5 separate regions of the Mus musculus genome follow, and all the other regions are linked to region 1. A link is a loop called in an ENCODE intact Hi-C map of the cell type or tissue named here. Cell type or tissue: left cerebral cortex. All regions are shown on one strand. Region 1 holds the start of Dhx8 (DEAH (Asp-Glu-Ala-His) box polypeptide 8). Region 2 holds the start of Rnu2-10 (U2 small nuclear RNA 10). Region 3 overlaps Tmem106a (transmembrane protein 106A). Region 4 overlaps Nbr1 (NBR1, autophagy cargo receptor). Region 5 holds the start of Arl4d (ADP-ribosylation factor-like 4D).

Evidence for each region. Peaks named below come from ENCODE experiments on the same cell type or tissue, not always from the same donor. Only the 100,000 strongest peaks of a DNase experiment are listed, where the experiment ranks them.
Region 2: a loop joins it to region 1, with 10 times the contacts of the local background. A loop is called at or near these places in 41 of 42 quality-filtered maps.
Region 3: it touches region 1 in a loop (3-fold over the local background); 6 of 42 quality-filtered maps call a loop at or near these places.
Region 4: it touches region 1 in a loop (2.0-fold over the local background); 7 of 42 quality-filtered maps call a loop at or near these places.
Region 5: a loop joins it to region 1, with 5 times the contacts of the local background. A loop is called at or near these places in 41 of 42 quality-filtered maps.

The regions. Positions count from the first base shown.
Region 1 is chr11:101,730,686-101,735,685 of GRCm38, reverse strand. It overlaps Dhx8 (DEAH (Asp-Glu-Ala-His) box polypeptide 8), which reads right to left and starts at 2,730. Exons shown (of 23, transcript NM_144831.2): 1 at 2,498-2,730; 2 at 1,445-1,530; 3 at 236-308. The coding sequence starts at 2,645. In left cerebral cortex, a CTCF peak has its summit at 2,870; a DNase peak (open chromatin) is centred at 2,806; H3K4me3 peaks cover 1,178 bases; H3K27ac peaks cover 780 bases.
Region 2 is chr11:101,656,092-101,661,091 of GRCm38, reverse strand. It overlaps Rnu2-10 (U2 small nuclear RNA 10), which reads right to left and starts at 2,854; the gene lies at 2,668-2,854. In left cerebral cortex, CTCF peaks have their summits at 431 (motif pointing right) and 2,130 (motif pointing left); DNase peaks (open chromatin) are centred at 2,108, 2,649 and 3,045; H3K4me3 peaks cover 520 bases; H3K27ac peaks cover 2,018 bases.
Region 3 is chr11:101,587,125-101,592,124 of GRCm38, reverse strand. Tmem106a (transmembrane protein 106A) reads right to left here. Exons shown (of 9, transcript NM_144830.3): 6 at 3,132-3,272; 7 at 2,984-3,027; 8 at 2,137-2,190; 9 at 340-1,792. The coding sequence ends at 1,672. Among named protein-coding and RNA genes, the nearest start is that of Tmem106a, 7.4 kb to the right of the region's middle. In left cerebral cortex, a CTCF peak has its summit at 2,537 (motif pointing right); DNase peaks (open chromatin) are centred at 2,543 and 4,286; H3K27ac peaks cover 230 bases.
Region 4 is chr11:101,573,278-101,578,277 of GRCm38, reverse strand. It overlaps Nbr1 (NBR1, autophagy cargo receptor), which reads right to left. Exons shown (of 24, transcript NM_008676.3): 20 at 2,862-3,279; 21 at 1,869-1,975; 22 at 1,027-1,084; 23 at 241-346. Among named protein-coding and RNA genes, the nearest start is that of Tmem106a, 6.5 kb to the left of the region's middle. In left cerebral cortex, CTCF peaks have their summits at 1,955 and 3,683 (motif pointing left); no DNase peak of the experiment used is centred here.
Region 5 is chr11:101,662,269-101,667,268 of GRCm38, reverse strand. It overlaps Arl4d (ADP-ribosylation factor-like 4D), which reads right to left and starts at 1,728. Exons shown (of 2, transcript NM_025404.3): 1 at 1,632-1,728; 2 at 1-721. The coding sequence starts at 619. The coding sequence ends at 14. In left cerebral cortex, CTCF peaks have their summits at 2,238 (motif pointing right) and 4,413 (motif pointing right); DNase peaks (open chromatin) are centred at 475, 1,473, 1,766, 2,187 and 2 more places; H3K4me3 peaks cover 2,389 bases; H3K27ac peaks cover 2,307 bases.

The DNA.
Region 1 (5,000 bases):
ATCACATACGTACTAGAAAATTTAGCTTGATTGTCTAAATCCATTAACTTCGAAAGCCTCACCAAGCAGTGTGCTGGTGAAGGAGGGGAGGGAGACTATCAGCCCTCATTTGAATGTCTCAGAATTCGATTAGAGCATTCTCTTGCTTAGCAACAGCTGAGAGCAAAGTGCAGTTCACAGGGATGCCACCACCCAGCCCCTTCTGGAGGCTCTGCTCAGCTGGAGCCCTCCTTACCTTTACTGGTAGAAGGCTTTGCAGGAGGCCGCATGGTCTGTATGAGACGCAGGAGGTTGCTAATAAGAGAATCCTACAAAGAAAAGAAGCACAGACATAGCACGTCAGCCTCTGGATCTGGCTCAATATTACAATAGGATATGCTGTAGGGAAGTGTGCTTATGCCCTCAATGTGTGCTGACTAGACAAGAAAGCACAGAATGTCAGCCTGGGACAGCAGGAAGCTAAGTTAGACCAGAGGTTCTCAGCCTGTGGGTCACAACCCTTTTAGGAGTCACCTAAGACCATCAAAAAACACAGATATTTACATTATGAGTCATAACAGTAGCAAAATTAGTTATGAGGAAGTAACAAAACATAAATGTATAGTTGGGAGGCACCACAACATGAGGAACTGTATTAAAAGGTTGCAGCATTAGAAGGCTGCAGACCACTGGCTTGGACGATACCCAGAGACCATTTCTTCCCATCTTTTAAAATTGTCTCCAAACCCTAGACTATTATTGCTCCTGACGTCATTTTTCATTTGTTTGTTGGTTTTTTGAGACATGATTTCTCTTGTGTAGCCCTGGCTGTCCTGGAACTCACTCTGTAGACCAAGCTGGCCTCAAACTTAGAAATCTGCCTGCCTCTGCCTCCCAAGTGCTGGGATTAAAGGTGTGGGCCACAACTGCCCGGCTTGTCCCTGACGTCCTGATTCACAGAACAAGAATGTCAACATCAGGGGCTGGAGAGATGGCTCAGGGGTTAAGAGCACCAAATGCCCTTCCAGAGGTCCCGAGTTCAATTCCCAGCAACAACACATGGTGGCTCATAACCATCTGTAATGGGATCTGATGCCCTCTTATGGTGAGTGTCTGAAGACAGCTACAGTGTACTCACATAAATAAGATAAATAAATCTTTAAAAAATGTAAGTGAAGAAAATATCTAATAAAAAATTAAAAACAAACAAACCAACAACAACAACAAAAGAATGTCAGCATCCTCAGACTTACTGCCGGAAGTCCTGCGGCATTCTCCTAGGACAGTGGGGAAGGAATCTGGCTCCCTGGCCAGCAACGCAACTTTACACATTTGATGGCTTATTTACTTGATATGCACAAATCGCTCCTTCCTACTTAAAAATCCTTTAGTGCGATCAAAATTTAAATTCAGTAGCAACACCAAAGAAACAAAAAGGAAACAAAGAATCTTCAGATATACATACTGTGAATTCTGCACCATTTTTGACCAGAGAAGCCTTAAAAGTATCAAAGGTAGTATTTTTCTCAGCAAGACTGATGACAAATTCAGCTGTTAAAAAAAAAAAAAGGAATTATAAATGGACTCAGATAATAATTAAATTATAAAAGAACTCAGGAATCCGCCTGCCTCTGCCTCTCAAGTGCTGGGATTAAAGGCGTGCGCCACCACTGCCCGGCTTTGTCGTCGTTTTTTGTGACGGGTCATACCCTGATACATACCATGCCCAAGCTACCCTCAGATTATCTACGTGTGACTTTGGAATTACTAATCATTCTGCCCTCACATCCCAAGCCTGAGATCCTAGGCGCCTGCCTGGCTGTCATTTACTTTTGAGGACATTCTGAAAAAGCCCAACACCACCCAACCCTGTACCTATCAAACGGAAGTGTTCCCCTCATGCTTCTAATTCACATACTCGGCCTCTCATTTTCACAAGGGCTCCGGCTATGCATATAATTACGATCTGGGCCCCGAGCCTTTCTTATTTTCTCTCTGGGTCCCCTAGTCACAGTTTGCCCTTAAACATCTAATGACTAGTATGTGAGAGATAAGAAGATGTAACTAATTTAAGAGCACGGCTCAAAGCACAAGCTCGAAGTAGATGCTGACTACTGCCTGACTGTGCGAAGACCAAACAAGATAATGTAGATGAAGAGCTACCCATAATATCTTGTGAGCTTCTAAAAATTACTGGCCGTAATTACAACCATCATCTTCGCGGGGGCTGCTGCTGCTGCTATTGTTAAAGCTATTTCGCCCCCCAGAACTGAAAAACAACAATCGAGCAGAAATTGCTGCCCCAGCCTTCACCGGCAGCTCACAGAAATGGTTTCTAATAGCTCGGACCGGATGGTTCTCAAGCAGAGGCCACCGCCACAGGTTCCCGGAGCCCAAGTCACGATGACACACACACAGACACAGACAGACAGACACACACACACACACCATCAACCGCTTCTCTCCTGCCTCCCTCACCCCCAAAATCAAAAGCCATCGGGACCTTCCTCCAGCTCACCCAGATCCTTGTCGTTGATGCCCAAGTGATTGTCCAGCTCCGTGCAAACCTTCGACACCAAAGACAGGTACTCAAGTTTAGCGAGTTCTTCCGCCGGGCCGGGCTCCGAGCCCATTAGGACCCCGGCGGCGGCCACGGCTACAGCCATGGCTACAACTTCCCTTTGGTCTCCTTCCGGCCGGCCAGAACGCGAAGCCACAGCTTCCACTTCCGGGTCGGCGCTCGTCTCTTTTGTTTACAGGGACGTCAAGTAAAGTTAACCGTCTTTGTAAGGATCAGCGAGATCTGGCAGGAAGTTCCCACAGACGGGCCAGACGCACTGAGTTACGCTGTTCGTTCAGTGGCGGCCTCTAGCGGGGGGGAAGACTCCACCCGCCTTTAGGTTTTTTTAAGGATCAATCTCAGCGCGCCTCTGTGATCCGTCAGCAGAGGGCGACCGTGGCCTGCGCGACTGAACAGCGCCTCGGAAAAGCAAGTTGGCTTGTCCTTGATCAGCTCAGTTCCTGACCTCATGGCAAGTGATCTCAAGTGACCTTACACCAGCAGACGCTAGATTCTGGCTGCTTATCTGTAAACTCGGATAATACGGTCTAAATGAAATAGATATGCAAAGTGGCTGAGCCACAGTAGGCACACTGAAAATATTAGTTGCTGTTATAACCCCCCCAAACTGCGAGTGGTCCAGCAAAGCTTATCTCAAGCATTCCTGTTGCCAAAACCCTCAGTCCTCTTAAAATCTGCTTCTCTAAATGTCAGCTGTGTTGTGAACCTGAGGTCATAAATTCAGGTGTCCCAACTTTTACTTTTCCCTTTGGCAGAACCTTGCAATGAAGATGAAGGGTTTCCCATGTCTTAGTATTCTGTGTAAAAAACAAGAAAATACTTCCTCTAAGGTGAGTAGCCCTCCCATCAGTCAAAAGACAGAAAATGAGCCCCCTCTGCTACTGTTGGCTGACTCTGTTGCACTACTGTGTCTTTGAATTATTGGGAACACTTCAGTGATAACGAGTTGCAGGGAAGCTGGGCAGGCTGGTGCTCTCCTTTAATTGAAGCACTCGGAGGGCAGAAACAAGCTGTTCTCTGAGACTGAAGTCAGCCAAAGTTACACAGTGAGAACCTCTCTCAAAATTGCAGGCAAAGGACTATCACAGTAGTTCCGTGTTTCCAGGTTCCCAAGGATTTAGTACATTGCCATCTGAGTTCCTGATGCCCTTCCCTTCCTTATAACTTACTTGTTTTTATTTCCTATACATGGTTTTGCCTGCATTCATGTCTGTGTAAGGATGTCAGATCCCCTGGAACTGGAGTAACAGATAGTTGTGAGCTTCGGTGTGAGTGCTGGAAATTGAACCCAGATCCTCTGGAAGAGTGACCAGTGCTCAGAACCATGAGCCATTTCTCCAGGACTCACTCCTTCCTTCCTTCCTTCCTTCCTTCCTTCCTTCCTTCCTTCCTTCCTTCCTTTCTCCGTGAACAGAATGAGAAAGTCTGCCCTTGATGCTGCTTGCTTATCTGCCAGTATGGAGTTAGGTTTCAGGAGTTAATTCCACTTGACCCTTCTTTCTCTACATCTCCTTGCTACTAAAACTTCATATTTCTATCCAGCTGCACTTTTAACACTTAACAAGAAGAAAGGACAAAGAGATTGGGAGCTGTTTTTTAAAGCTCTATCAGAAAAGACTCTAAATTGGACATGGCTGCACTCGATTTTAATCCCAGTACTTGGGAGCTAGAGGCAGGCAGATCTCTGTGAGTCCTAGGCTAACCTGGTCAACATAGTGAGTTCTGGGACAGCTAAAGCTAAATGAAAAGACTAATATCCCAGGTGTAAATCATGCCTGGTAAATCCCAGCACTTCTCAGGAGACAGAAAGTCAGCCTTAGTAACTACATGGTGAGTTTGAGGCCAGCCTGAGCTACCTAGCAAGAAAGACCCTATTAACAACCACACAAAAACGCTATAGAATCATAACATGTAGTCATGGTAACAACTTTCAGAATTGTTTGAGAATTGCTGTGTGTATGTCTCAAGAGTAAACATGAACAGGACACTGTAGCCACCCGCGGCCACACGAACTGGGGGAGGCTTACAGGACAGTGTGTTACATTTTATCTTCTTTTGAGTACTGGGGTTGTAGCTTGTTTGGTAGAGTGCTTGGTTAGCATGCAGGGAGCACTGGGTTCAAACCCCCCCCCCAAACTATGTAAAAAGCAGATAAGGAAGAGCTGAAGAGATGCCTCAGTGATTTGGGGGTGCTGACTGCTCTTCCAGAGGACCTGGGTTCAATTTTCAGCACCCACATGACAGCTCACAACTGTAACTTCAGTTCCAGGAGATCTGACACCCTTTCTGGACTCCATAGGCATTGCATTCACATGGTGCACAGACATCATGCAGGCAAAAGACTCATACACCTAAAATAAAGATAATAAATCTTTTTTAAAAATAATAGGAAGAGGCAGGCGGATCTCTTAGGTCAAGGCCAGCCTGGACTACAGAATGA
Region 2 (5,000 bases), 75 kb after region 1:
AGGGGTGGGCAGCAACACGGCTTAGCCAGTAAAGGCCCTGGCCCCACAGGCCTGACAACCTGAGTTCCATCCCCTCAGAGTTGTCTTCTGACCTCCACACTGTTGAACACACACACATTCACACATCATTCACAGACATTAAAAATGCATATAAAATAATATAAGCTGGCTCAGTGGTTAAGAGCACCTGATGCTCTTGCAGGAGACCTCCATGGTGGCTCACAACAATCTGAAACTCCAGTTCCAGGGATCTGATGCCCTCTTCTGACCTCCTTGGTCACCAGGCACACAGAAGGGGCATAGACATACAATCAGGACAGATAAGCTCATATGCATAAAGTAAAATAAACAGATCTTTATGAAGTCAACATTGGGAGTTTTAAGATTTATTTTATTTATATGAGTACATTGTAGCCATCTTCAGACGCACCAGAAGAGGGCGTCAGATCCCATTACAGATGGTTGTGAGCCACTATGTGGTTGCTGGGAATTGAACTCAGGACCTTTGGAAGAGCAGTCAGTGCTCTTAACTGCTGAGCCAACTCTGTAGCCCTTGGGAGTTTTTTGTTTGTTTTTGTTTTAAATCTTTTAGTTATTCTCTGACAATTTCATAAATGCACACTTTTAATAAAAGTTTTGTTTTTACTTTTATGTGTATGAGTGTTTTGTCTGCATGTATGTCTGTGTATCATGTGGAAGCCTGAAGGACAGAAGATAATATCTGATCCTTGGAATTAGAATTGTGGATGGTTGTGAGCTACCACATGAGTGCTGGGAATTGAATCTGGATCCTCTGGAAAGGCAGCCAGTGCTCTTAAACTGTTAAGCCATCCTGCCACCCCTGTGTGTGGACTTTTGGGGAAGAAAACCAGTAATGATATAATACCTTATATAACCTCAATACCCCAAATCCTGGCATGCTAAAACCTGGGACTTCAGAGTAAGTATGTACCCCTCACTAACACACTGGATGAAACAAGCTACTTATCCCTGGGACTGGCACTCCCAGTGAGGAGTTTCAGTGATGACAATATTACCTTGTAATAGGTAAGGGAGGGTGAGAGAATGGGTGGATCTTACCCTGGAAATGACTGCTGTCTTCTTCTGAGACAGGGCCTCTGTGGTCCAGTTGGCCTAGAACCTAGAACTTGACATGCCCCCCCCACACACACACTCTTGTCTCTACTTCCTAAACTGCTTACAGATTACAGAGTCTGACACCACTCCTGTCCCCACAAGTACAAGTCTAAATGAACAGATGAATGGCAGGGAGGCAAAGAGGGTTAGGAACAGCTATCAGCTAGGAAGTCACAAAGACCCCCTTCATGCCCACTCCTCTCCAAGACCCACTTTTCTTTCTTTTGTTTGTTTGTTTTTATTTTGGTTTTTTTGAGACAGGGTTTCTCTGTGTAGCCCTGACTGTCCTGAAATTCACTCTGTAGACCAGCCTGGCCAAGACCCACTTTTCAAATCCCAGTTCATGAACAAAATGGAGAAACAGTGGTTGACCATGCCTTTAAGACTTAGGAACTTGGGGCTGGTGAGATGGCTTAAAAGCACCAACTGTTCTTCCAAAGGTCCTGAGTTCAAATCCCAGCAACCACATGGTGGCTCACAACGAAATCAGATGCCTCTTCTGGAGTGTCTAAGACAGCTACAGTGTACTGACATATAATAAATAAACATTAAAAAAAAAAGACTTAGGAACTTAAGCAAGGTTGTCTTGATTTTGAGACCATCCTGACTCTGGACTAGCTGGGATACACAGTAAGATCCTATTTCAGAAGAGGAGTTGCAGGGAGAGACAGGGAGGAGGGAAGGACACTCACAAAACCCCACAATCTAAGCCGGACGTGGTGGTGCACCCCTTTAATCCCAGCACTCGGGAGGCAGAGGCAGGAGGATTTCTGAGTTCGAGGCCAGCCTGGTCTACAAAGTGAGTTCCAGGACAGCCAGGGCTATACAGAGAAACCCTGTCTCGAAAACCCACAATCTCATAATGGGTGCTGGAGCAAAGTACTGAAAAGGTTCGGAGCTTTCCCCAAATAGGATCCATCCATTTCTAAATCACAACTAAAACCAGAGCCTAGGGCTGGAAATGAGCAGATGCTGCCTCCTGGTGGACACATTTGTCCCTGTTTGACTTTCCTAAGAAGTGAAAATGACTTGGGTCCTTTGCATTTTCTAACAATATTTGTAGAACTTCAGATTGTGGGTGCAAAATATACTGGCTTTATTTCCCCCCTTCCTTTCTTTTCTTTTCTTTCGGAAAATGAGATTTAAAGTACCACGATCTCTGAGTTGAAGGACAGCATAGTCCACATACCCTGCCGGGCAATGGTGGTGCATGCCTTTAATCCCAGCCCTTGGGAGGCAGAGGTAAGTGGATTTCTGAGTTTGAGACCAGCCTGGTCTACAGAGTGAGCTCCAGGACAGCCAGGGAAGAGGGGAAGAGGAAAAACTCTTAAGATCATGGGACTGAGAACCGCGATGGCTCACCTTGTTCCTGACTGTATATAGTTCTTTAGCTTGTTCTTGCAGTGAGTCTGAAATAAGAGGTCCTACGTGAGATATAAGACGTCTAAAGAAACTATACTTGGGTTTTATTAGATCTAAGCAGATCTCTCAAATTGTTCTTTCTTTAAACCACTCTTATTCCCCAGAGGGGGTGCACCGTTCCTGGAGGTACTGCAATACCAGGTCGATGCGTGGAGTGGACGGAGCAAGCTCCTATTCCAACTCCTACTTCCAAAAATCCATTTAATATATTGTCCTCGGATAGAGGACGTATCAGATATTAAACTGATAAGAACAGATACTACACTTGATCTTAGCCAAAAGGCCGAGAAGCGATACCGAACTGCGCCCACACGCCCCATACACTCAACACCACACACACCTTCAACTCACGGTCGCCAACACTCGCGCGACCGCAAACACGCGCCCGACGCCGAAACTCCTCTTCTATCCTGTCCACCACCTTTACGCCAGGGAAAGCCCGAGGAATCCAAGGGGGCCGAGAGGATTTTGTTGCGCTTTTCGTTCCCAGAGTTCCGCGGAGACCAGGCGGCGTCCTTATTTGCATGCCCCGCCCAGCTCAAGTCAACGACTGAACGGAGCCGGAACCCAGCCTTTGGAAGGCTCCTTCAACCCCCCAGTTATGCACAGACCATTGAAGCTCCATCTTATTTATTTATAGCGCATTTCCTTGTTTGAGACTACGTCTCTTACTGTAGCCCAGGCTAGAACTTACTACAATGTTCCCGTCTCAGTCTCCTTAGTGCTAGGATGTTTTGTGACACTCACTACACAGCTTTGATCCCCCTGGCTCCAGTGTTAGCTCCTAGGAGGAGCCTGTAGAAGCAGGAAGTCCCAGTTCCCATCCTCCGGAAATGGCACCAAGGATCAGCATGGGGGATGCAGGGAGAAGGGGTTAAAAACCAGAGTAGTATGTGTGACCTTTTCCAAGGAGACATGACCAAGGTCTAGTCTCTTTCACACCCTGAAAAGGCACTGATAACCAACAAAAAGGAGGATTCCATCATTCCATAACAGAACCAGTGAGCTTACCAGGTTGCTTATGGATAAAAGGAAATGGGTTACTCATTGGACAATTGATAGCTGTTTTAGCAGTAGACCCTGCCGTTGTGTGAGGACTCATGAAAGCTATATGGATCTGGGCTCATTCAGAGATTCACCAGTCAGACCAGGAATACGTTTTAGTATGTGGCTTTTATCTAGATACTGGTGCCAGGGCTACAGCCTGTGAAGGGACTCTGGGCAGCTCAAGCTTGTTGGCCATGGCTCTGTGGCTCTGCTCTGGCAGGCCTGGCCCTTCTCCTTGATTCCCTCTGCCATGCTAAAAACCATTAGATTACATTTCTAAAGCTAGCTACCAAGGTCTATTCTCTTATTTGGCCACTTCCTCCTGAGGCTGACTACCAAGGTCCAGCTATCAAAGTATTGAAGTCCAGCAATCAAAAGCCCCCTCTGGCTCACCTAATTAACATGCCCAATTAAAATTATATACCTCAGCCGGGTGTGGTGGCACACGCCTTTAATCCCAGCACTTGGGAGGCAGAGGCAGGTAGATTTCTGAGTTCGAGGCCAGCCTGGTCTACAACGTGAGTTCCAGGACAGCCAGGGCTATACAAAGAAACCCTGTCTCAAAATAAAAACTTATATACCTCATGCTAGCACGGGGTCTTACACTTTTATATAAACCACCATTTTTTTATGGGCATGTCTGTCTCCTCTCTACCCAGAGGTAGGGACCAAAAAAAAAAACGCCTCCTTTCCCTTGTCCCCTTCCCATTCTCTCTCCTCCTCTATCTCTTGCCTTCTTCTCTTATTCCCTGGGGGCAAATAAATCTCCTGTGTTTTAGGAATCCTGAGCGGATACAGATCGGTTACACCCTGGACTAGAGAGCAGCCTGGAATCAGGGGTCAGAACAAAGTTACATTCTGTTACAAAGTTGAGGTTATCATCGGTTTTGCAAAGTCTTGGCTATCTCCAGCAAAGCAAGCACCTGCCTGGCATGACCTTTTATCTTTAATAAACAAGTTTTGTTAAAATTGTACAAGACCAAGCAATGACTAAACCAACCAAAAGCCCGTAATATTTGGACTTCCAACTTTGGTTTATAGTTTTTTTGACACAGGGTTTCTCTTGTGTAGCCCTGGCTGTCCTGGAACTCACTTTGTAGACCAGGCTGGCCTCTGCCTCCCAAGTGCTGGGATTAAAGACGTGCCCCACCATACCCAGCTCAGCAGAGTACTTTCTTAAAGATATATTTGTTATTTATATGAATATTTTATCTGCATATACACCTGCATTACAGAAGAGGGCATCTGATCTCATTACAGACGTGTGGTTGCTGGGAATCGAACTCAGGAGCTCTAGAAGAGCAGCCAGTGACTGCTGAGCCACCTCTTCAGTTCCAAGCATAGTAAATATTAAGCTTTAAAAGTTATTGGTGGCACACCCCTTTAATGCCAGC
Region 3 (5,000 bases), 140 kb after region 1:
TGCTCGAGATCCCAGCACTTGGGAGTTGGATACAGCCAGCTTCCCTGGAACATGACTTTTCTTCTTACGGATAGTGTCTGGTACAGGGACACACACCTTTAATCCCAGCCCTTGGGAGGCAGAAGCAGTCAGGGCTATACAGTGAGACTCTGTCTCAAAATAAAACACAGTAACAAGAAAGAAAAAAAAAGCAATACCCAAAGAACACCCAAGAAAGTGCTCTGACCTCCACACGCATGTGCACAAGCATGCGCACAAGCATGCACACACAGATTCTTCGTGGGATGTTGGTACACCAGCACCCCTTGTTTTTCTGTCCAGGAATGCCCCTTTTCCTTCGGCTAAAGAACAATTTATTGTTAGAAATCTTTTACATTTGATGGTTTATACACTCTAATCTCAGCTTGACTTCCCTGGGTCTCCTTTGGTTTGTACACCTTAGCCCTGGCTACCCAGGAGGGAAAACTTGGTGCAGACAAGACTTCCTCTCCCTCTGTGTAGCCCCAGGCTAGTTACCCAGCTCAGTTACCACCATTTCCTTGCATTCTTCTCACTTCAAATTCAATTTTCCCCAACCACACCGCCCTTCGCCTTTGCACCTGTCTGGAGGGCAGAGGCTAGCTAGCTTTAGAGAACACACATTTCTGCTCTCCGGCAACAGACATCATATCTCCACCTGGAGTCCAGTAGAAAACTGGGGGTTACCTGTGGTTTGGCGTCAGTGTAGTGACAGGCAAGGAAGGAAATTCTGGTGAATCTGTCACTCTTCAGTCACATCCCAGAGGACAGCAGAGGGTGGGCCTGATGCAGAGAATCCATGAGAGCCCCACAGCTTTGGCCTGGTATCAACAGCTTATGTCCTTCATGCTTTCTGAACACTGCCCCTGGGCCTGCTCTACTGCCTGTCTTACCTGTGTGCACTCACATGGGCTCTGGATGGTGGGCTTAGAAACTTTCCTTTAATAAATATCTTTGCAACTGGCTCTGCCTTTGCTCTAGGGTACACCCGATGGTTTCTCCTCAGCTCCTTGGTTTCTGCTGTGAAGATAGCATTGGAGCCAGTCTATAGAGAAGAGTTTAGATGGTGTAAATCTCCCTTCCTGGAAGCCAGGGATAGTATTCCGAACCTGGGAGGATGAGGACCTTATTGTCTACCATTTACTGAGAGAAGTAGTCTATTACCCTCATTATCACATGATCAAAGCAAGACAGTACAGGAGAACATTTATAGTCACCCAAGGAGACCTTGGAAACAGCACTGGATATCCCCAAAGCCACTTATTACTGGGAGGAGAGCTTGAAAAAGATTCATCCATGCTGCAAAGTCTAGATAAAACTACAGCTTTCTCTTCGTTGCGATTGAAGACCCACCCTGGCGGAGCTGGGTAACCAACATGCTCAGTCCCAAGACAACGCCAAGGTAGCCGTTCCTCCCCACACAGACCATGGGTAAGATCCATCAGAAGCGACTCGTGGGGGAGTGGGGAGGTCTGAGGACTCAGGGACTATGACATTGTTACAGAAGCTCTGTGTGCTGAGGGTGTTAGGGGAAGGCAGGGCCCAAAGCAGGACTTTTCCTTCAACAAAGTCCCTACAGTCTTTCCTTGAGCTCCACGGAGCTGAGCTGCAGATCAGCTTGCAGGTGCCTGGAGTCCAGGGGCGGCAGACAGATCAGGCTGGGCGGGGCAGCTCCAGGTGGGGCAGGGACATGTTTTCTCTGCAGTCTACATATTCAAAGCTCTCGAAGGGCAGCTGTTGCGGATGGCTTAGGAAGGAGCAGGTCAGAGAACCCCTGGAGAGGAAGCAGGGCTTGTGGTAAAATCAGAGAGGGGAAGGACAGCTTTGGCCTGGCTCTACTGTGTGTGTGTGAGGCTGGCTCCCTAAGGACCTCCCTCCCACTTCCTTCGGCTACCTGCTCTGCCAAGATACTGAGGCAGCTGCCCCACCTGTGTTCCCGAAGCTCCAGGCAGGGCGCCTAAGCAAGACCTGTGTAAGATAAGATCTGGAACAGGCCCTAATCTCTGGAGCTAACAAAGACGATATCAGTTACCGGGTGCTCTTTCTTTACCCTGTGTAATATGGCTAAGTCGAGACTGAAGTGGGAGTGGGGACACAGGAGTTCCACGCCATACTTACTGGATATTCAAAAGAATATGGTGGACTCTGATTTTCGGCCATGTACAGATTTTGCTGAGAGAGAGAGAACATTGAACTTTGTTTTACAGTGAGCAGGTGGTCAGGAAACTCCAAGGAGACTTACAAGTCACAAGGCACAGTTTTCTTGCCTCCCATCGGAAGCCTCTAAGATGTCACTCCTAACTCTTATTCTCTAGGATGAGCCTGGTCACCTGGCCATCCACGTTATTGGCCCAAGCACACCCTGACCTCTTCTTGGCAGAAAACTAGGTATTTTTCTTCCACAGGGATTCAAAGAGTCCGATTCACATAAAGATTAACAAAATTGCACCCTGTCATTCTAATCTAGGCCCAACAGGAAGAGAATGTGGACTTTTACCCTTGCATATTGCAGTCCTAGCCACAAGAGGGCAGGCCTGAGGCGGGTCCCTGAGTCTGAAGCAACCAGGAAACCGGTAATCAGAAAGTGGATACTTTTAAAATTTAAAAATACATTTGGTTGCTGGGCAGTGGTGGCTTGCACCTTTAATCCAACCATTTGGGAGGCAGAAGCAGGCGGATCTCTGAGTTCGAGGCCAGCCTGGTCTACAGAGCGAGTTCCAGGACAGCCAGGGCTACCCAGAGAAATCCTGTCTCAAAAAGCAAGAAACATTGCGTGTAGGCACACTTGAGTAATGGTAAATGTCTGGATATCAACGGACAACTTGTGGGAGTGGGTTCTCTTTCTCTTCCTATCATGCAAGACTGGAAGATTAAACTCAGGGTATGGTGGCAAACACCTTTACCTCAGCAGCCCTTCAGTGACTATTTAGCTGGTTAAGGAGAGAGGAGACCAAAGGGCACTCACTATGTGTTTTCATCCAAAATCCTGCTGGCAACTTCGTAAGGCATCTGTCAAGCAGAGGGGCACAAGATTAGCTGTACCTCAGGCTGGCCCCTCTCCGTCACCACATTACATGCCTGTGTAGAGGGCTGGCCAGGAAGAGGGACGTTACCTGCTCACTGGCCAATGGGCCGATGTGCAGGCGGAGGCTGCTGGTGACCTGGCCTACCACAGAGGCCTGGTGGAGCACCTCGGCCGTCAGCTGTGTCACTGTGATGGGATAGAAGTTGCTGTTGAAGATGTTCAGGACATTCTGGAGGTGACAGCAAGGAAAAGCATAATTTAAAATTTTTTTCAGACCTTTTTTAAAAAAGATTTATTTATTATTATATATTATTTATAGTACACTGTAACTGTCTTCAGATGCACCAGAAAGAGGGTGTCAGATCTCATTACGGATGGTTGTGGGCCACCATGTGGTTGCTGGGATTTGAACACAGGACCTTCGGAAGAACAGTCGGTGCTCTTAACCGCTGAGCTCTCCAGCCCTCAAAACTTTTTTTTTTTTTTTTTTTTTTTTTGAGACAGGGTTTCTCTGTGTAGCCCTGGCTGTCCTGGAACTCACTCTGTAGACCAGGCTGGCCTCCAACTCAGAAATCTGCCTGCCTCTGCCTCCCGAGTGCTGGGATTAAAGGCATGTGCCACCACGCCCGGCTCAAAACTTATTTTTAATGATGTTATTTATTTATTTATTATATCTAAGTACACTGTAGCTGTCTTCAGATGCGCCAGAAGAGGGTGTCAGATCTCATTACGAATGGTTGTGAGCCAACATGGGGTTGCTGGAATTTGAACTCAGGACCTTTGGAAGAGCAGTTGGTGCTCTTAACCACTGAGCCATATCTCCAGCCCTTAAATGATGGTTCTTAAAACACGTTAACCTCCCTTGTAGCCCACTATCCACCAGAAGTAGTGGAAAACAAAGGATATGGGGGATGTGGACCAGTTTAGAAAGGCTCTTTGGAGCAACTCCCATCCGTGCTGTCTGGAAATCAGCAGTTCAGTGCATAGGTCAGCAGCGGCAGCTCTATCTACTGGCACGCACTTCACGGATACACTAGCAGTCCAGTTCAGTAGTCAGGTTAGCAACAGCGGCGACACGACAACCTCGCAGAGACAGCCAGGCCTCAGCCTCAGCTCAAGCTCTGCTGTGCCTCTCTCAGGGAAGTGAAGATCAACGAAGACTTGTGACCCACAAGCATTGCACAACTAGCTGTACCAGCAAGCCTAGCTCAGCCTCCGCATCTCTGTCCAGTCCTATTTACACCCTCCAAACATCACATGTCCTCCACACGCCTTGCCTCAGCACATGCAGCTAATTAGTGAGTCATCAGAAGCGGCTAGAAATGGCAGCACACCAGCACAAGGTTTTTTTGGGTGTTTCTCTCTCTCTCTCTCTCTCTCTCTCTCTCTCTCTCTCTCTCTCTCTCTCTCTCTCTCTCTCTCTCTTTTTTTCTGAGACAGGGTTTCTCTGTATAGCCCTGGCTGTCCTGGAACTCACTTTGTAGACCAGGCTGGCCTGGAACTCAGAAATCCACCTGACCCTGCCTCCCAAGTGCTGGGATTAAAGGCATGCACCACCACCTGGCTTTGGTGTTTCTCTTTATAGCGTCCTGAAAAACGCAGCTCAACTATGCAAGGTAGACCAACACATGTGTGTTACATGTTAGCCAAGTATCCTTCATACCTGTCCTTTCATGTGCTTGCTTTAGCAGAACATCTTCTCTCCTGTGTCCACTTTAAGGAAATGTTCCTTTGCGTGTTTGTCCCAACATAACGCGCAACCGACTTTCCAACTTCAGGAAAGAAACGGTGACGATGGCACCCCATGGTAGGGAGAGCACAAGCAGCTGCATCAGCCTAGCTCTTTGGCCTGAGTCCCACCCCACCCTTTTGGGCCTCAGTTTCAAAGGACTCTGAAGGCTCTTAATGACAGGGGTCACCTTTAAGGGTTCTGTGGTGTACCCCTACAGTCCCAGTC
Region 4 (5,000 bases), 160 kb after region 1:
TTGTTGTAGAACAGCAACTTTGTACATGCAGTCTTCAACAAATCTTAGGTTCTTTTCCTGTTTTTCCCAGAGTAGCTTAATTAATTAAAATGATAGGAAATGGCGGGCAGGCTGTGTGTTCATTAAAGAGACTGTCTACACATAGTCCTTGCCATGTTAATTGCCAATCCAGACAGAAGGACTGCCATTTGCACTGGTGACTTGGGGGCTGAAGTTAAGGAAAAGAAACCACACACTGACCTGTGCAGTGACTGGTGGCCCAGAAAACAGGGCCTTGTACGCAGAGGCAGCAACAGACAAAGCCCCCTTCACCAGTCCTCCAGCAATGCTGCTCCCATTGTGGTGCCTACAGAGGAAAACCAAATTATCTCCCCTAATAAAACATGACCTTACAAGATAATGTGGGTGATAATCTCGAAAGAAAAATAAGGTATCCTTAAAAGAAAAAAAAAATCAGATGTAAAAAGAGAGAATGAAATGTTTTCATAGCTACAGATCTTGGTTTGCTGCAGGGCTCTGGCTCGGCTGGCAGAAGACCTGAGTACTGCAGGAAACGCACACCCTAGTTACTACGCCAGTTTTCCATCCCAGCTGAAAATTAATGTGGTCATGGGCACACCTGGATATCAGCCATCTGTCTGTACATCTCAGAGAAAACCTGGCAAAGGAAATGTGATTTTTCTGGATTCTGATCTGAGACGGCAGGGACCAGAGAGGCAGCGGTATGTAAGAAAACCAGCTAGATGCACCTGGGGCTTGGCCTGCTTGTCTTCTTGGGCATTACAGGTGAGGTGGATTTCAGGGTAATCCCTAAAAAGTGATGCACTTAAGCATGAGCTTTAGCTCTCTGCCGGTGGTGCTCATAAGTGTCAGACGTAAGAACAAGGAGGAATGAGGGTGCTCCTTCCTGTGCTTGGAAGGTGCTCATTTAAGGTGCTCGCCACCTGCTCTCAGAGGCTCATTCAAGCAGAAGCAATGCTGGGATGTCTTCCTGTTTCTCAAGAAGAGACTTCACAAGGTCGTTACCTTGAGTGGTCACAGCTCCTCTGTCTGCTGTTTGCGAGTCCTGTTGAGCCTCTGGGCTCTAAAAGCAAAAGAGCTGTTGGTTAGCTGCAGCACCCACAAGCTATTATCAAGGCAGGCGGCAAGTTAATGGGGGTGTCTTTAGTTTTTTTCTCCTTTCTTTTCCTCTTTTAAGTTTTAGAAAGGTCTGTGGCTGATTTAAGTCACAGAGGAAGACAAATTGTCTAGAAATGCTGGGGACATCATTGAGTAGAAAAATAACCCTCTAATCCTGTAACCCTGATGTGTTAGTTCGCAGAGTTTTAGGTTGGGCATTTTTTGGAAGAGGAAGTGACCTTGAGTGGGGACCTCCTGACTCCTTCACAGTTCTACAGTCCTGAGACCTAAAATAAGGGCGCAGTCCTGAAGGCATCACAAACCAGCTGAGCTGCCGCATTAGTCTGTGAGGAAAAGCAAAACTGGAGCTGGAGCTGGCTGGCTTCCAAGGCTGCTCTTCCCAGCACAGCACAGTGCCCACCTCTGCAAGGTCTGCAACAGGCTTAAGAGTGGAAACCCAGGCCGGGCGTGGTGGCTCACGCCTTTAACCCCAGCACTCAGGAGGCAGAGGCAGGCGGATTTCTGAGTTCGAGACCAGAGTGAGTTTCAGGACAGCCAGGGCTACACAGAGAACCCTGTCTCAAAAAACAAAAAACAAACAAAGAGTGGAAACCCAGAGCATGAGGGAGGCATACAGAAAGAGGGAGAGGCAAAGTCTGTGAACAAGGCCACGGGTCTCAGAAACGGAGAGCCTCTTCATACCTGGTGTCCGTCCACTGGAAAGGAGCAAGGGAGAGAGCCTGGCTTACCTCCTCTGATGTCATCAGGGGCTGGGGGAACTTCGTGCATGGTAGCTGGTGAATCCACTCCTGGTGAATCCACTCCTGATGACTCACACTGTCCACAAGGGGCGCTCCTTTAGAAAGAGAGAACAGTGAAGGTGAGCTGAAGAGTAGCCACAAGCACTAGGAGAGTGCAGCAGCGTGGCTGCTGATCCCATCATGTGTGAATCTGGCAGTGTGAAGGTCAGAAGGACTGAGTTCCACTCTCTGATGTCCTCTCTAGCCACAATCCAGCTAGAGAAACTGGCTTCATTCAGGTCACCTCTCCCTTCCTGAGCACTCTTTATTATATTTAGGGCTCTCACATTTTCTATACGAATAGTAGAGACAATGACCCAGCTCCAGTAGACGTGGTATATATCTGTAAGTTACTTAATACATATCTCTGCCTGTGAGAGCAGCACATGGAAGATTCGAGCTTTTCTGCTGAACAGGCCCTCACACTCACCAGGCAAACCTTGGAGCTGACAAATCCTCACCCACATTTTTTTAAAAAAATATTTATTCATTATATGTAAGTACACTGCAGCTGTCCTCAGACACACCAGGAGAGGGCGTCAGATCTCATTATGGATGGTTGTGAGCCACCATGTGGTTGCTGGAATTTGAACTCAGGACCTCTGGAAGAGCAGTCAGTGCTCTCAACCGCTGAGCCATCTCTCCAGCCCTTCACCCACATTTTTGTTACAGTTACTCAACTTAAGAATCAAAACATAAAGGGATCATCCAGAGATGTTTGTATTTAAAGATTTTTTATAAAAAAGTCAGTAGACAGTCTATGTTCAGGGAAGTAAGGGTAACTAAAACAAACATTTGTTTAAATCTCAAATTTACAAGTGCTGAGAAATCTGAGTATAATTTTTATTCACCTAAGTTTAGATTATAGAAAAAGAAAGGTTTGGAGATGAAGCTGGTCATTCCAGCTCTGGAGAACAGGGGGGCTGAGGTGCTGAGCAGTACCTGGACAATGCTGCTGGAAGTCCTGCCACCTCGGGGACTAGAGGCACCGTGTCCAGAGGCTGTGAGGTTGTGAGGATGTCGCTGATGCTCTGCTCCTGTGGCTGGCTCTCCCTCTCTGGGAGTCTCTCTCTAGCCTCAGTTGGTTCCAGCCCAGACTCGATCCCAGGTTCGCCTTCAGCCCCTCGCTCCAGGCCTGGCTGGGAGAGCGCAGAGCTGTACATGGAGTCCCCCAGGGGGCGGCTGGTATCAAAGCACTCAGGAAGGATGATGATATAATCTTCAGAGGAAGCAGAAGACTGACTTTGGACTTCTTCATCTTGGACTTCCTCCTCTTCCTCAACGACTTCTTCCTCAACAATGTGGACAATCTCCTCCCTCTCATCTCCACGCGGTCCTTCTTCAGGCAAGGCAAATTTCACTAAGGAATAAAAGTAACCACCGTGAGGGAAGAGGCCGTGGATCACGAGCTAGCACAACGGGCACAGTGGAAAGAACCAGAGGAATGGGCTGTTTCTAGAGCCATGACTGTATTCTGTCTCAAGACGATGCCAAAACAAATAGATGGGAAGTCAACAGAAACAGGTGTGTGGGCTCAAACAGCCAGGCTTCCAATGAGCACTGTGAATCCTACTGTCCTTTTTTCTTTTTATTGTGAAAGTTAAGACTGAGATAAAGCTCCATCAGAACTGATAAGCTATGGGGGGCTATGAGATGGCTCAGTGGTTAAGAGCACTGACTGCTCTTCTAAAGGTCATGAGTTCAAATCTCAGCAACCACATGGTAGCTCACAACCACCCGTAATGAGATCTGACGCCCTCTTCTGGTACATCTGGGGACAGCTACAGTGTACTTATTTATAATAATAATAAATAAATTTTTAAATTAAAAAAAACAAACTCGTAGGCTAGCTATCAGTGGCAGAAAAAGGACTCGTCGTAAGCACTTCATGTTGTCTGCTTGCTTTCCTTTACCTTAGAGAAGTGATAAAGTCTGATGAGAACACTGGTAAATCTTAGGAGTGGGTAGAAAGGCCTCAAGATCCTATCAGAGCAGTAACTATGAATAACTGGTTTATCCCTCCACACCTTTCTTCTATTTGTATGTACAAAAAAAAAAGCATTCATGTGCATGTTCACTTTAAGCAAAAATAGGAAAATCACATTTAAAGGTATATGCAGGTCAAATTTCATTTTTTTTTTGGTATGTGTGATATATACTGATTATACCTGAATGTGTGCATGTAGGTCAGATGAGGACATCAAGTGTCTTCCTCATGGCTCTCCCTGAACTTAAAGCTGGCCATTTTGGCTAAGCTGGCTGGCAGTGAGCTCTGGGGATCTACTTGTCTCAGTTCCCTGATGCTGGGGTTACAGGAAGATAGGGCTGTGTTTGGCTTTTAGGTGGGTAATGAGGATTGAAACTCAGGTCTCGTTTAAAGAGTAAGGGCTGTTACCCACTGAGCTATCTTCCCAAGCCCTTGAATTTGGTTTTTTGTTTTTTTTTGGTTTTTCAAGACAGGGTTTCTCTGTGTAGCCCTGGCTGTCCTGGAACTCACTTTGTAGACCAGGCTGGCCTTGAACTCAGAAATTCGCCTGCCTCTGCCTCCCGAGTGCTGGATTAAAGGTGTGCACCACCACGCCCGGCTCGAATTTGGTATTATTATGATTCACTAGAAACTGAATTTTTTTGGATAGTTATTGAGACATATGGAACTGGCTCTATCAATTTGATACTAGCAGTCTGTTCTGAAGGTCTTGTGCATGTTAGTGCACAAGTGTGCAGGTAGATAAGTGAGACTGTCTGAAGACCAGAGAGGAGGCCAACACTGGGTGTAGTTCCCTAGAAGTCATTCCCACATCTTTTGTTTGAAATGGTGTTTCACTACATAGCTGGCCTTCAAACTTAAGAGAGATGTGCCTACACCTGCACCAGGAATTCTGGGATTAAAGGCATTTATAAATGTCTGTCCATCTACCTTACTTTTGAGACAGGGTCTGCCACAACACCTGAGGTTTTACTGAGTGCTGGACATGGAGCTGAGCTCCCCGAGCTTGTAAGACAAGTTCTCCATCCACATCCACTCTCCAGAACTGCAAAGGGGTTTTTATGGTAGAACTTAATGCTGGGGACAGCCTGGCA
Region 5 (5,000 bases), 68 kb after region 1:
GGGCAGCTTCGGGTCACCGTCTCTTCTTGCTCGACCGAGGTGCCTTCTTCCTCTTCAGGATCATTTCATACAAATGTTCCAGGCCTGGCTGCAGGCCCAGCCCGTCCACAGCACTGCAGCCCTGCACATGGGTGAGCGTGGCAGCTGCCAGCTCTCGGACCGCCAGCCTCTTCTCCACCTCGGCTGCACTCAGTGCCCCCGGTTGGTCCTGCTTGTTGGCCAGCACCAGCACTGGCACCCCCTGGTTGTCGGAAGCCTTGCTGATCCGGTGTAACTCCATTCTGGCTTCCTCTAACCTCTCAGTCTCTGCAGAGTCCACCACAAACACCAGTCCATCTGTCCGGCGGGTGTAGGAGCGCCACAGTGGCCGAAGCTTCTCCTGACCCCCAACATCCCACACTTGGAAAGTGATCCCACGGGAACCCCCCAGGGGCACGCGGATCTTCTCAGTATTAAAGCCCTTGGTGGGGACGCTCTGGACAAACTCCTTGAACTTGAGACGGTAAAGAAGGGAAGTCTTCCCCGCGGAATCCAACCCAATGACGACGACATGCAGGGCCTGGAAGTGCGGCAGAAAGGACGAGGCTGTAGGGGCCATTTCAGTCAAGTGGTTCCCCATGGTGAGCTAGGGTGCAGGGTGGACCTCAGGAGTAGGTCTGGGACTCCAGCAGAGGCCAAGAAGAGGAGACCTTAAAACGGCAGGTAGCACAAGCTGGGGTGTCTAAACAAGGCCAAAAAAGAAACGAGAAAGGTTTAGAATAAACGAATTTGCAACTTTTGGGTCCTTCCCCTAAACCTGCACCCTACCCTTCTAAATATTCCTTTTATTAAAACAAGGTTTGCCCCAGCAGTGGTGGAGCACACCTTTAATCCCAGCACTTGGGAGGCAGAGGCAGGTGGATTTCTGAGTTCGAGGCCAGCCTGGTCTACAGAGTGAGTTCCAGGACAGCCAGGGCTACACAGAGAAACCCTGTCTAGAAAAACAAAAAAGAAAAAAAAAAAGATTTTTAAGTGCCTCTTTTTCCAAAGTAAAGAAAAAATATTTTGTGCGTGTGTGTAAGCCACTCACAGCTTGAGTGTTAAAGTCAGGACAACTTACAAGAGTATGTGGGTCTCAGGAACCAATTAGGGTCCTCATGTTTTAGGGTAGGCGCTTTTAAACCATCTCCAATGCCTTTCTCCTTCCCCTCTTCTTAAAAATAAAAAATAAAAAAAGTAGCTACAGGTGTAACAAGGCGTGCTCCTGTCCCAGGGACTCCTAGGAGAGGCCCTGAGGTCAGAGAAACTCTCGGGCACTAGGATCTTCGAGGGTGCGGATCTTGCAGGCAAGATCCGAAGTAAGGTCGTTTCCCTGCACCCCTCTCCGAGATTGAGAGAAAGCAGAAGCTGTGCTCTCCACTCCCCAGAGGAGAAATCTCGCATGAAGGAGGCGGTCGGGCAGTGTGCCCAAAGTAAGAGCACCGATGTGGGTCGGGCTCCCACAAGCACCGCATACCCACAACGGTGGCACGCCCCTGCGGGCGCTTTGACCACCACCACACGGCCCTGCAACTCTCCAGCCAGCGGTCGACGCCCGCTCCCCTAAGCCCCGCAAGCCGGCGCCTTTGCATGGTCCAGACACCCTCCTTTACCTTCAGCCAGCCGCACTCTCCGCGAGCCACGCCAACCAGACACCGACTCGTCGCGTCTCAGCCACAGCGGACTTTGCAGTGCCGCTGCTCCGGTTCCTCGTTAAAAACCCTCTCGTGACGTCACACGACGCGGCCCAATCAGCGTCCCGGAGGCGGGGACTGAGCCAGCCTCTGCAGCCCCAGCCTGGAAATGGAGAGCTCGTTCTATCCGGAACCGCTTTATTTTAATCTTTTCTACCTTATTCAGTATTTGGAACAGAGCCTGGAACTCATTAGGGCTGGGAGGTGGGACAGACTAAAGGAACAGGCGTGGCTGCGCCTGACGAGAGCATGGAACGGAATGTCTAATAATGACACTACCCCATCCACTTGCCCTCAATCCGGCTGCCCCCCCCCCATACTTTCCTTCCACCTAAAGATCTGCTCGAAGAGATTCTGACATGTTTTCGTATCTTACCTCATTCAGTAGTACTCATTCAAGTCACTGTCTTCATCTAGTTTGCAAAGCAGTATTTACCTGGAGCTCTGATACAGCTGATTCATAATACTAAGCCCATTTAATGTATATAGGAGTACGGGGACGCTGACACACCAGAAGAGGGCATCGGATCCCCTTACAGATGGTTGTGAGCCACCATGTGGTTGCTGGGAAATGGATTCAGGACCTCTGCAAGGGCAGCAGTGCTCAGTGTCAGTTAAGCCAGTGGGTCAGTATATGCCCATGTGTTCAGTAGGAAATGTCAGATCTCCTGGAACCAGAATTAGAGACAGTGGTGACTGCCTCATATGGGTGCTGGGAACCGAACCTGGGTCCGCTGGAAGAGTAATAAGTGCTCTTAACCACTGAGCCATTGCTTCAAGGGATAAGGGGGTGGGGGGAGTATTTTTTGAGACAGGGTCTTTCTATATAACCCTAGCTATCCTGGAACTCACTATGTAGACTAGGGTGGCCTCATACACAAAATAATCCACCTGCCTCTGCCTTTAAGATTAAAGGCATGAAACCAGGCAGTGGTAGTGCATGCCTTTAATCTTGGGAGGCAGTGGCAGGCAGATTTCTGTGTTCGAGGCCATCCTGATCTACAGAGTGAGTTCCAGTACAGCCAGGGCCACACAGAGAAACCATCTCGGGAAAAAAAAAGGAAAAAAAAGGATTAAAGGCATGAGCCATCATATCCAGCTATATTTGGTTTTTTTGTGTGTGTGTTTTGAGATAGGAATCTCATTATGTAGCTCAGGCTATCCTGGACATCCTAACAATCTTTGGGCCTCAGCTTCCTGCATATAGAGCATGGAGGACCCCATTACCTCACAGTAGCATGTTAGGGACTGTTGTCTGTTTCTTACAGGTACAGAAAGCTGCAGATGGATAAAAGACTTAGTTATGATCACATTTAGGTCATATGTGGCTGAGCAAGATCTGTCTGAATTCAGTGCCAGGATGCTCACTGCTTGGCAATAGTCTTCTCATGGGGAGACTCTGGGGCGAGGCAGTCTTACGTTAGACAGCCAGCATTACACAGTGAGATGCTGTCTAAAAAGCACGATAAAAGAGACTTTAAAAGACAAAGTTCAACTGGGCATAACCACAGAGTGTTATCCCAGGTACTCTGGAGGCTGAGGCAGGAGACAAGACATGGATAACCTCTCTAGGCTAGATCATGAGTTCAAGGCCAGCACGAGCAACTTAACACGACCCTATTTCAGAAATACAGATGAACCAGTCATGATGGCGTAGCAGCAGAGAGTTTGCCCAGCATGCACAGACTCTGGGTTCTGCCCCAAGTACCTCAGTAATCAAACACAGCTCATTCCTCAGCACCAGCCAGAGTTCTAGGGCTACAGACACCTCAAGCCTCAAAGGTCACATTCCATAATGAGTGACAGACAGCGGCAGCTCAGGAAGACACAATTTTTTTTTTTTTTGTTTTTTAACAAATCATCAAATGGGGACTTCAGAGGGATTTCAGAGGGAAAGAATGGGTCACCTAGAAGTTTCTGAAAAGGTCTCTAGAAATGTAGCACTTGGGTGGGGCATCGTGCTTAGCAGTTAGTCGCAGTTCTGGTTGTCCTGAAGGGGAGGAGATGTTACAAAGGGCAAGGTGACCAAAAGGACAACAAGATTACCCTCAGTAAAAGCTACGCGTAAAGAGGATTGGGAAGGGAGGAGGGGAAGTCACTGCCAGACTGGCAGAGTCCAGCCCTTTCCTGCCGGCCACCTCCAGCCAGGACTGATAAAAAAGTTTCCCCATGTTTAACACCAGCATGCCTTGCCACCTCTGTGTCGCCTCCCTACCACAACATTGGCCACATGGGTTGCCGAGCAGTCCAGGAGCCTCCAGATTCCCTAGAGATCTTCTGAAATTTGTCTAGGACCCAGACCTTAGAAAGTAACTTTTTTACACACCCAAAATGGGGATGATGGGACAGACTGGAATGGTAGCTAAGGCCCTGAGGCAGAGAAGAGCATAGCAAAGCTGGAAGAGGGGAGCCATGGGGTAGGTAGGCCAAGGGCACAGAGAACACCACCATACACAGTTTTCTTTTATCTCTCTATTTTTTGTTTTTGTTTTTGCTTTTTTGGTTTTTTTCTAGACAGGGTTTCTCTGTATAGCCCTGGCTGGCCTCGAACTCAGAAATCCGCCTCCCTCTGCCTCCCAAGTGCTGGGATCAAAGGCATGTGCCACCACTGCCCAGCTTCTTTTTCTTAAGATTTATTTATTTTATGTATGTAGCTGTCTTCAGACACACCAGAAGAGGGCATCGGATCCCATTACAGATGGTTGTGAGCCACCATGTGGTTGCTGGGAATTGAACTCAGGTCAGGAACTCTGGCAGAGCAGTTATAGTGCTCTTATCTGCTGAGCCATCTCTCCAGACCCCTCTTTTCTTTTTCTTTTTGTTGTTTTTGGTTTTCAAGACAGGGTTTCTCTGTCTAACTTTGGCTGTCCTGGAACTCACTCTGCAGACCAAGCTGGCCTCAAGAACTCAGAGATCTGCCTGCTTCTACACAATTTTCTTTGTAAAAAATTCAAAACTGAATCGGGCACCGTAGTGTAGCCCTGTGATCCCAGCACTGGGAGGCAAAAAGTTCTAGGCTAGCTCAGTTTACTTGGTAAATTTCAGGGCAGCCAGTGTGAAACAGTGAACATTCAAAATGCAAAAATAAAAAGTTGCTGGTGGTGGTCCGCACCTCTAATCTCTGCACTTGAGAGATGGAGGCAAGAAGATCAGTTATTTAATCAAGGCCGACCTCAGCTTATGGCAAGCTTGAGATAAACCTGGGGTACAGAAGACCCTGTGTCAAAAAACAAGCATTCGAACAAACAAAAACCTAATACCATCAGGATGATAGGAAGGGATGGGGGA